Regions from separate parts of the Mus musculus genome. Here region 1 is linked to region 2. Evidence: chromatin loops called from intact Hi-C (ENCODE). Cell type or tissue: left cerebral cortex. All regions are shown on one strand. Each heading gives the region's core, and the rest is flanking DNA. Links, peaks and the distances in the headings are about the cores only.

What was found. Hi-C counts contacts between places; a loop is a spot of excess contacts. Peaks named below come from ENCODE experiments on the same cell type or tissue, not always from the same donor. Only the 100,000 strongest peaks of a DNase experiment are listed, where the experiment ranks them.
Region 1: it touches region 2 in a loop (3-fold over the local background); 3 of 42 quality-filtered maps call a loop at or near these places.

The regions. Positions count from the first base shown.
Region 1 is chr10:89,628,804-89,632,820 of GRCm38, forward strand. No RefSeq gene overlaps it. Among named protein-coding and RNA genes, the nearest start is that of Slc17a8, 9.6 kb to the left of the region's middle. In left cerebral cortex, for the core only: a CTCF peak has its summit at 1,499 (motif pointing left); a DNase peak (open chromatin) is centred at 1,478.
Region 2 is chr10:88,824,478-88,828,494 of GRCm38, forward strand. It overlaps Utp20 (UTP20 small subunit processome component), which reads right to left and starts at 2,337. Exons shown (of 62, transcript NM_175158.3): 1 at 2,129-2,337; 2 at 941-1,021. The coding sequence starts at 2,173. In left cerebral cortex, for the core only: no CTCF peak of the experiment used is centred there; a DNase peak (open chromatin) is centred at 2,344; H3K4me3 peaks cover 1,727 bases.

The DNA.
Region 1 (4,017 bases), core at 463-2,962, 800 kb after region 2:
CAGGCAGAGACGGGGTGGGAATCACACTCGTGAGCTCGCAACGTGGCTCAACAGAAACACTTGCTGTACAAGCTGGACCACCCCACTTCGACCCCAGAACCCATGCTTTAGATAGAAGTCTGGTGGTATGGCATGCATCTGTTACCCCAGTCTTCTTCTGGGGAGATGGGAGATGGAAACAGAAGTATTACCCAGAGGCCCATGGCAGGATGGCAGAAACAAGACAGACTCTGACTCAACAAGGTGGAAGAAAACTGACTCTCAAACGCTGTTCTCTGATGTCCACATGATCACCATGGCATCTCATACACACACACCTGCATCTCACACACACACTTGCATGCACACATGTGGGCACACACTCACAAGAACACACACATGTGCACACACACACAGTCACTCTTGAACACACACATGTGCACACATACAAGTGCACACGCACAGATACACACACACACATACACACTCACACTCCAAAGGTTTTATTATAAAAGAACTCATACTTATGACCCAAGGGTAATGGCATGTTTCTTTAATTCTAGCACCCAGAAAGCTGAGGCAGGGGGATCACCACAAGCTTGGGGCTTTCGGGGCCTTTTTTCCAGTAAGAGCCTGTCTCAAAAGGTAAAAACAAGTAAACCCAAATCATTCGTTCATTTGGTTGCTCCCTGGTTGTCTCTCATTTCCGTTTAGAGACATGGCTCTCCAGGACAAAACACATTAACATGGTACTCTAGTTTCCAGTGATAACAACAGTGGAATTGTCCTTCTTTCTCCTGAACCACCAGCTACCTGTGGGCTATGTGCAAATACTGGTTGGTAAGTACCATGAATCACTGTCCCCTCCTTTTGAGGAAACGGGGAGACATCGGTTCCTCCGGCCATGTGTCATTAAATCATAGTGGGGGGAAAGGCTTTGCTTTATGCTCCATGCAGAGTGACTTTTAAAATTTTCGTTGATACTTAGGTGGCATCCAGAACCAAAATAAATTATAAACCCTGGTAAATTTAATAAGTGCAGTTGGGACAGAGTGGAGCATGCTGAAATGTTACCAAAAGATCAGGATTACAAAGCATGTTGAGATATTTTTATCGCCTTCACTTTCCAATTTAGTGAGTGTGTGTGTGTTTGTGTGTGTATGCGTGTCTCAGGGGACAACTTGCCTGAGTCGGTTTTCTCCTTCTACCTAATGTGGATACCGGGAATCAAACTCAGGTTTTCAGGAGCCCTGGTGGCAAACTCCTTCACCTGCTAAGCGAGCTACCTTTGCTGTTATTGAGGTATGACAAATCCTGAGTGTCCAGATAATTTCAGGTTGAGAATGAGGAAGAAACTCACACATCTTCCACAAGCCTTTCTCTTGAGGGGCTCTTCTAATGACTCTAACCACAGCAAAATGTCCCTGACAAGGTTTTCTCAGGGTTCTTTATGTTACAAGGATGAGCGCTCCTTGGAAGCAGGCTAATGTGAATTGCTTGGGAAACAGCGACACCTTCTGGTAGTTTGTAGATTAAATAGATTCACAGCATATACAGTTTCCCCCAGAAATCAGCTAGCCACTGACTTCAAATAATATTATTTCTTCTAAAATGTTTCAACCCCCTGTGAATTCTTAAATTTCTAAAATACTTTAATTTAAAATATTTCAAAATATCAATGGTCAGATACAAACGACACTGTCGATTGTTTCGGTATTTGCTTTGCTGTTGCCTTAATGCCAAATATTTTAATCCAACACTAATTCCACTTTTCCTTCTCATCAAAAGTTTTTGAAAGAGAGCTGGGGTGATGGTCCAACAGGCACAAGCTCTGGCCACACAAGCATAAGGACCAGAATTGTAATACCCAGGTCATGGTGGCCACCTGTAAGCTCAGCACCCTAGAGACAGGGTTAACTCCAGAGCAAGCTGGCTAAAGTGAGATAGATGCTGCCTCAGAGTAGAAGACAGAGAGGGATAGAAAAAGGTGCCCAGTGCCAACTGTCTATACCCAGACATATGCATGCCCACACATGTGAACGCACACATATACACATGCACACCACACACACAACAGATCATAGAAAAATTATCCAAAGCCAGGTGTCCATGGTTCATGCTGTTTATCCCAGCATTTGACCAATGGAAGCAAGAGGAATGTCAGGAGTTCAAGGCCAGCCTGGGCTATAATGTGAAACAAAAGTTAATTGCCCAACCCATACAGTGGCACACTCCTGTGATCTCAGCCCTTGAGGAAGCTGAGGCAGGAGGATTTCAAGTTTCAGACCAGCCTAGGATACATAGTGAGACCGTGTTTAAAAGTAATATTACCAGATGGTACTAGAGCATGCTTTTAATTCACTCAGAAAGCACTCAGAAAGCAGAGGGAGGCGGATCTCTGGGAAATCAAGATCACTCTGGTCTACAGAGTGAGTTCCAATACAGCCAGGGCTACACAGCAAAACCCTGTCTCCAAAAGTCAAAACAATAATAGAATAAATAACAATGATGAAGATAAGCAAGTTTGGTCAATTCAATAGGACCCCTGGTTTCAGAAGGACTTGGGGAGTTATCTCAACCAATCCCATGCCCAGGATTTCCAATTCTGAGAAAACGTGGCTCCTCCGTAACCCTATTACCACAAGCACCCTTCTAAAAGTGCTCTGAATGCCCAAGCTCAGGCAGGCCCTGTCTCCTCTGTGAAGACCTTCCCTAGACTAGCCCAAGTGTTGGCTTCCTGGCTCCCAGCTGCAGCCTACTTGGTGGCTCTCTCTCTCTCTCTCTCTCTCTCTCTCTCTCTCTCTCTCTCTCTCTCTCTCTCTCTCTCTCTCTCTCTCTCTCTCTCTCCCTCCCTCCCTCTCTCTCCTCTCTCCTCTCTTCTCTCTCTCTCTCTCTCTCTCCCCCCCCTCTCTCTCTCTCTGCCTGCTTACCAAGCTGCCTGCCCAACTTAGTGTAAACCTGGGGTCCAGGTCCTGGACTGTTCACATTTGTGCCCCAAGAAATTCACAATTCTGAGTCTGCAACAAGCTTATTTTTGAAAAATGAATGCATTCGAATTGTGTTGGGTAACAAATTGTATATTTGTTTTTCATTCAAGCCCTTTGAAGGCACCCTGCACTGTGAGTGTCAAGGGTACTTACCAATCTACAGCAGCCATTCCAGGAACTTCACACACTTTACCACACTCCCTGTGCTGGGGACGTTGTGACCCATAATTTGCCTGAGAAAACTTACTCTGTGTTGTGAAAGACACAGATTTAAACTCATTCCATGTAAATATTTACTCTGATTCCAAAGCAGGAGCATCCACGAACGTTGTGTGCTTCTATTTTTAAGAGAGCAAATCCTGGACTGGAGATGTGGCTCGGTGGTGGTGTGGATGCTTATGGAGGACCTAGGGTTGGTTCCCAGCATCCACACTACCAGCTTGCAGTGATCTGGATCTCCAGTTCCAGAGGACCTGACACACTCTTCTGGCTTCTGAGAGCACCTACGCTCAGGTATACAAACTTGCACCCAGGCATACACATATATACGTCATTTAAAATATTTATATAGGGCTGGTGAGATGGCTCAGCGGTTAAGAGCACCAACTGCTCTTCCGAAGGTCCTGAGTTCAAAACCCAGCCACCACATGGTGGCTCACAACCATCCATAACAAGATCTGACTCCCTCATCTGGAGTGTCTGAAGACAGCTACAGTGTACTTAGACACTTAAAGTACTTAAAGTAAATAAATAAATCTGCCGGGCAGTGGTGGTGCACACCTTTAATCCCAGTGGGTGGAAGGCAGAGGCAGGCATATTTCAGAGTTCAAGGCCAGCCTGGTCTACAGAGTGAGTTCCAGGACAGCCAGAAAAACCCTGTCTTGAAAAAACAATATTTATATAAAAGAGGAAATCATAGCACAGAAGGGTTTAAAAACAAAACAAAAACCATTGATGCTAGAAATCTAAACATTAAACCCTGTGTCCTAATGACACACTGTGTGTTTGGTATACTACCCTAAAAATTTAGCTGTCCTTTTTAGCTGTTGAT
Region 2 (4,017 bases), core at 798-3,297:
ACCCCACTCGTGTGCACCCTAGACACATCTATAAGACTGAACAGTTTTGTAGTGCTTTAAATGGGACACACATTCCCGAGCTTCGGCTATTTTGTGCAGACTTTTCCCTTGGCCTGGAAAAGCCACTCTTGTCCTCTTGCCATGCTAAAACCTACAGCAAAACTCAATTCAGGTCCCATCTTAAAAATCATCTTCTGACATCCTTTCTGACACTCTCAGAAGGCTCCTTTCACTGAGTTCTCAAAGCCTTTTATGCTGGTCTAGATGTTATCATTCAACATGCTAACGTGGTAGAAGACAATGCTGGCAAAGACTCGGTACAGAATCTGCTCAGTAACAGATGAAGAGCTGAGGTTGAAACCCCAAGTTAAAGGTGTCAACGCTAACAAGACTGAGGTTAGGGTTAAGGCTTTTAAGAAAGGCTAGCAGAAGCACTAAGGGCTTGGTGCAGCAAAAAGGAAAACCCTTCTTCACAGAAGATGGCAGGTATGTGGTTAGAACCAGAAAAAAGTGCAGTTTAGTATCTTCGAGAGGAAGGAACTAAACACCAGGAAAGTGATTTCACTAAAATCACTTTAAAATCGGAGCTGCCAAAAAGTACAGGTCTGTAGACCCACTCGCAATGGACATGAGAAAAGAAGAGTTTCCAGTAACAAAACCCAATTGAGAATCAAGTCAAGCCAAGTCAAGTTCAACACGGCATCATCCGACTGAACAAGGCCAGGATGAACATGCACCATCTGGTATGGTACTCCTCTCGAATGATTCCAGCTAGCTGCATATAGCTATTGAGGGATTTAGGTTTAAAGTGAATGAACATATTTGCTGTGTGTGGTTTTTTAATTAGACAACACAGGTCTAAATCACTGCATGTACATTACAAATGGCTTGAAAAACAGCTTACTTACATTGGTGAGAGAAATTTAAAACTCCCTCTTACCTCGTCATAGCTTGCAGTTCTGTCGATACGGTGAATAATATCAATGTTCACATTCCCCAGTCTCTCTGCAAATGTAAGAAACTGCAGAGAAAAAGCATATTTAAGACATATTAGCATTCAATGCTTATCAGGTTTTGATATCTGCTGGAGTAAAACTACACCATAATCACATCAAATTCTGAACACAGAACGTTTTAGAGCTTCAGTGAGCAACCTCTGGACCATCACCACAAACAACAGTACCCTTAGCGTATCATTTCAGACCCGTGGTTTCTATTGGTCATAAAATATGTAACTTTTTAAAATAAGAGCAGCTATTACTTATGAAACACAAAAGGTAAATGTAAGAACTCTAAACAAAAGCAGTTACTACTTGAAGATAATAAATACTTGTACTTTTTGCATAACTTACTTCATCTGTATTTCTTTTTTCTTTTAACTTAAGTACCCTTGGAACAGGCTATGTAGCCAACGATGACCTTAAAATTTAAGTTCAGACCCTCTTGCTTCTACATCCCCAGGTCTGGGGTAACAGGCATTTAGCCATCACACCTGTTTTTGTTGTAACTGTTGTTGTTTTTAATGGGGATCCAACCTAGGGCTCCCTGAATGTTATTCAAACACTCCACCAACCGATCTACCTCCTACATTATGTTTTATCAAATACAATTTCCACACAGACTGGAACCTGGACGAACGCTTTCACACCACACCGAAAGCACAGGGATCTCGCTAAGTTGTGGGAACAGGTATATTTTTTAAAAACAGACAGACTCAGTTACAAAAGGGCTTGGAAAGGCATTATAAAGTACAACAGTAGCCAGCAGAAGTCATTCGCCACTTGCCAGCTCGCTCTACCCTCCTCTGTTCAGTCTTTAAAGTTAGAAGGGGGACTCGGTTGCAGACGATCCCCTGGGCCAATCAATTTGAGCCTGGAGTGAAGGGAGTTGCCCAGACAGGCCAGATCTCACCGCTAAAAGGCGGACTCTGGAATTCAAGTTTCCTCACTCCCCTGCGAACTAATGTTTTTTTTTTTTTTTTATACTGGCATAGTCTCCCATTTTCGCCAGAGCCCCGGGCAAGCGATTCCGGCTCTGCCCGGACTTGCAGGCCCTGGGGTTAAGGCGATCAGCTGGTCAGGCAGAGGCAGGGCGAACCGCGGCTCCGGGCCCAAACTCCCGCGCTCACCCGGTATGTGTTCTCGGTCTTGTGCGAAAGTGGCTTTGGCTTCATGGCTGCGGCGGGACAGCGGCCCGCGAGGGTCTCAGGACGACAGGAAGGGATCCGCGGGCACTGCGGAGGAGAAAGTTACTCCCACGCGGTACTCTCCAATGCTCCGGTGCCTGCTTTTCCTCACGTGTAGTTAGTGCCGCTGGGCGCCGCCATGTTGGAAAGCCAGGATGTGTGGGTCATGTGGGCGGAAGAGGCGGGCCGAGCATGCGTGCTCTTCCTGATTGTCAGTCGTGCAGTTTGCGGATGTACAGTTTTTGCTACATGAGAAGTTGGCCAACACAAAACAAACTCAGTGGTATTTTTGTGGACGTTTTGTTTTGTTTTGGACATTGTTTGTCATATTTGTCATTTGCCTGTTGGTCTTGATTTTCGTTTTTGTAGATTGGTGGTGATGGTGGGGTTTGGTTTGGTTTGGTGTTTTGTTTTTTCAAGACAGGGTTTCTCTAATCCTGGCTGTCCTGGAACTCACTGTGTAGACCAGGCCGGCCTCGAACTCAGAAATCCGCCTACCTCTACCTCCCAAGTGCTGGGATTAAAGGCTTATGCCACCACTGCCCAGCGTCCTTCCTTCCTTCCTTTCTTTCTTTCTTTCTTTCTTTCTTTCTTTCTTTCTTTCTTTCTTTTTTAAGAGAGAAGAATGTACAGTTGAATGGGTTGGGAGAATCTGAGAGGAGTTGGGAAAGGGAAAAACACGATCAAAATATATTGTATGAAAATTTTTAATAAAAAGGATAAAAGGGTTTTATTATAGAAAGAAAGCATAACCGTCACAACCTAGCATTAACTGCTGCTCGATACATACCGTGCACCATCAAAAGCTGTTTCCACCCATAATACAGTAATGCTGGTTATAAACTCAAAACGTGAAGTGTATGTTTGTTTGTTTTTTTTAAGCCCCCTTGGCATGCAAGGAAACCAAAGTTGGGCATCTTGTAAGTGACGATCTTCATTCACACGCAGACTCCGAGGTCCAGGTTTTAGTTTAGTACTAGAAAATAAAATCTGGCTCTTCACGAATGCCAGGAAGCAGCTCTACCACTAAGCTAGATCCTACAGCTCTTAATCATATATATAGAGAGAGTGTGTGTGTACAGTCGATGAGCCATGGAGTTATTTGCACAAAAATTGATGGAGGAAGGTCCAAGTGCAAAGTCCTTGAGATAAGATTTCATCCTAGCCTGGCTTGTGAGTAGTCAGAGCCCATCATGGGTAGAATACAGTGAATCAAGATATCTTTGCCTCCATTTATTACCTTTCCCATTGTAATCCATTTTAATCCATGGGAGTTCTGGGTATTTCTTCAAATCATGAAACAGTTCCCATGACTTTTGAACTGGGTTTGGTTGGCCAATCCATCATCATTTTATATTTTCTGTCCCCATGAGTTTTGTTTTGTTTTGTTTTGAGACAAAGTTTTTTTGTATAGCCTTGGCCATCCTTTCACTGTAGCCCAAGTGGGTTTCAAACTCAAAGAGCCCCCTGTCTCTGCTACTCAGTGCTGGGATCAGAAGTGTGCACCACCAATCACCACCCAGCTCCCTTCCTCATGATTCTCTGTGTTAAAGAGTAAGGTGTAAAACTGCCCCAATTATATACAAGTCAAACAATCCAAACGGAAATAACACTAGTAAGGTTCCTTATTCATAATAGACTTTGAATGTCTGAAATAATCCCGCATCCATTACCTCTCTGGTGTTTATGACAGCCCTGTGAGGTAAGCAGAAAGATATAATTGCCTTCCTATCATACAGAAAGAAATGAAATAGTCCCAGAGAAATTAAGCAATTTTGCCAAGGTCATGTGCTTTTGCTTGCCAATGCCAGAGCTTCTTACTCAGGCTTCAA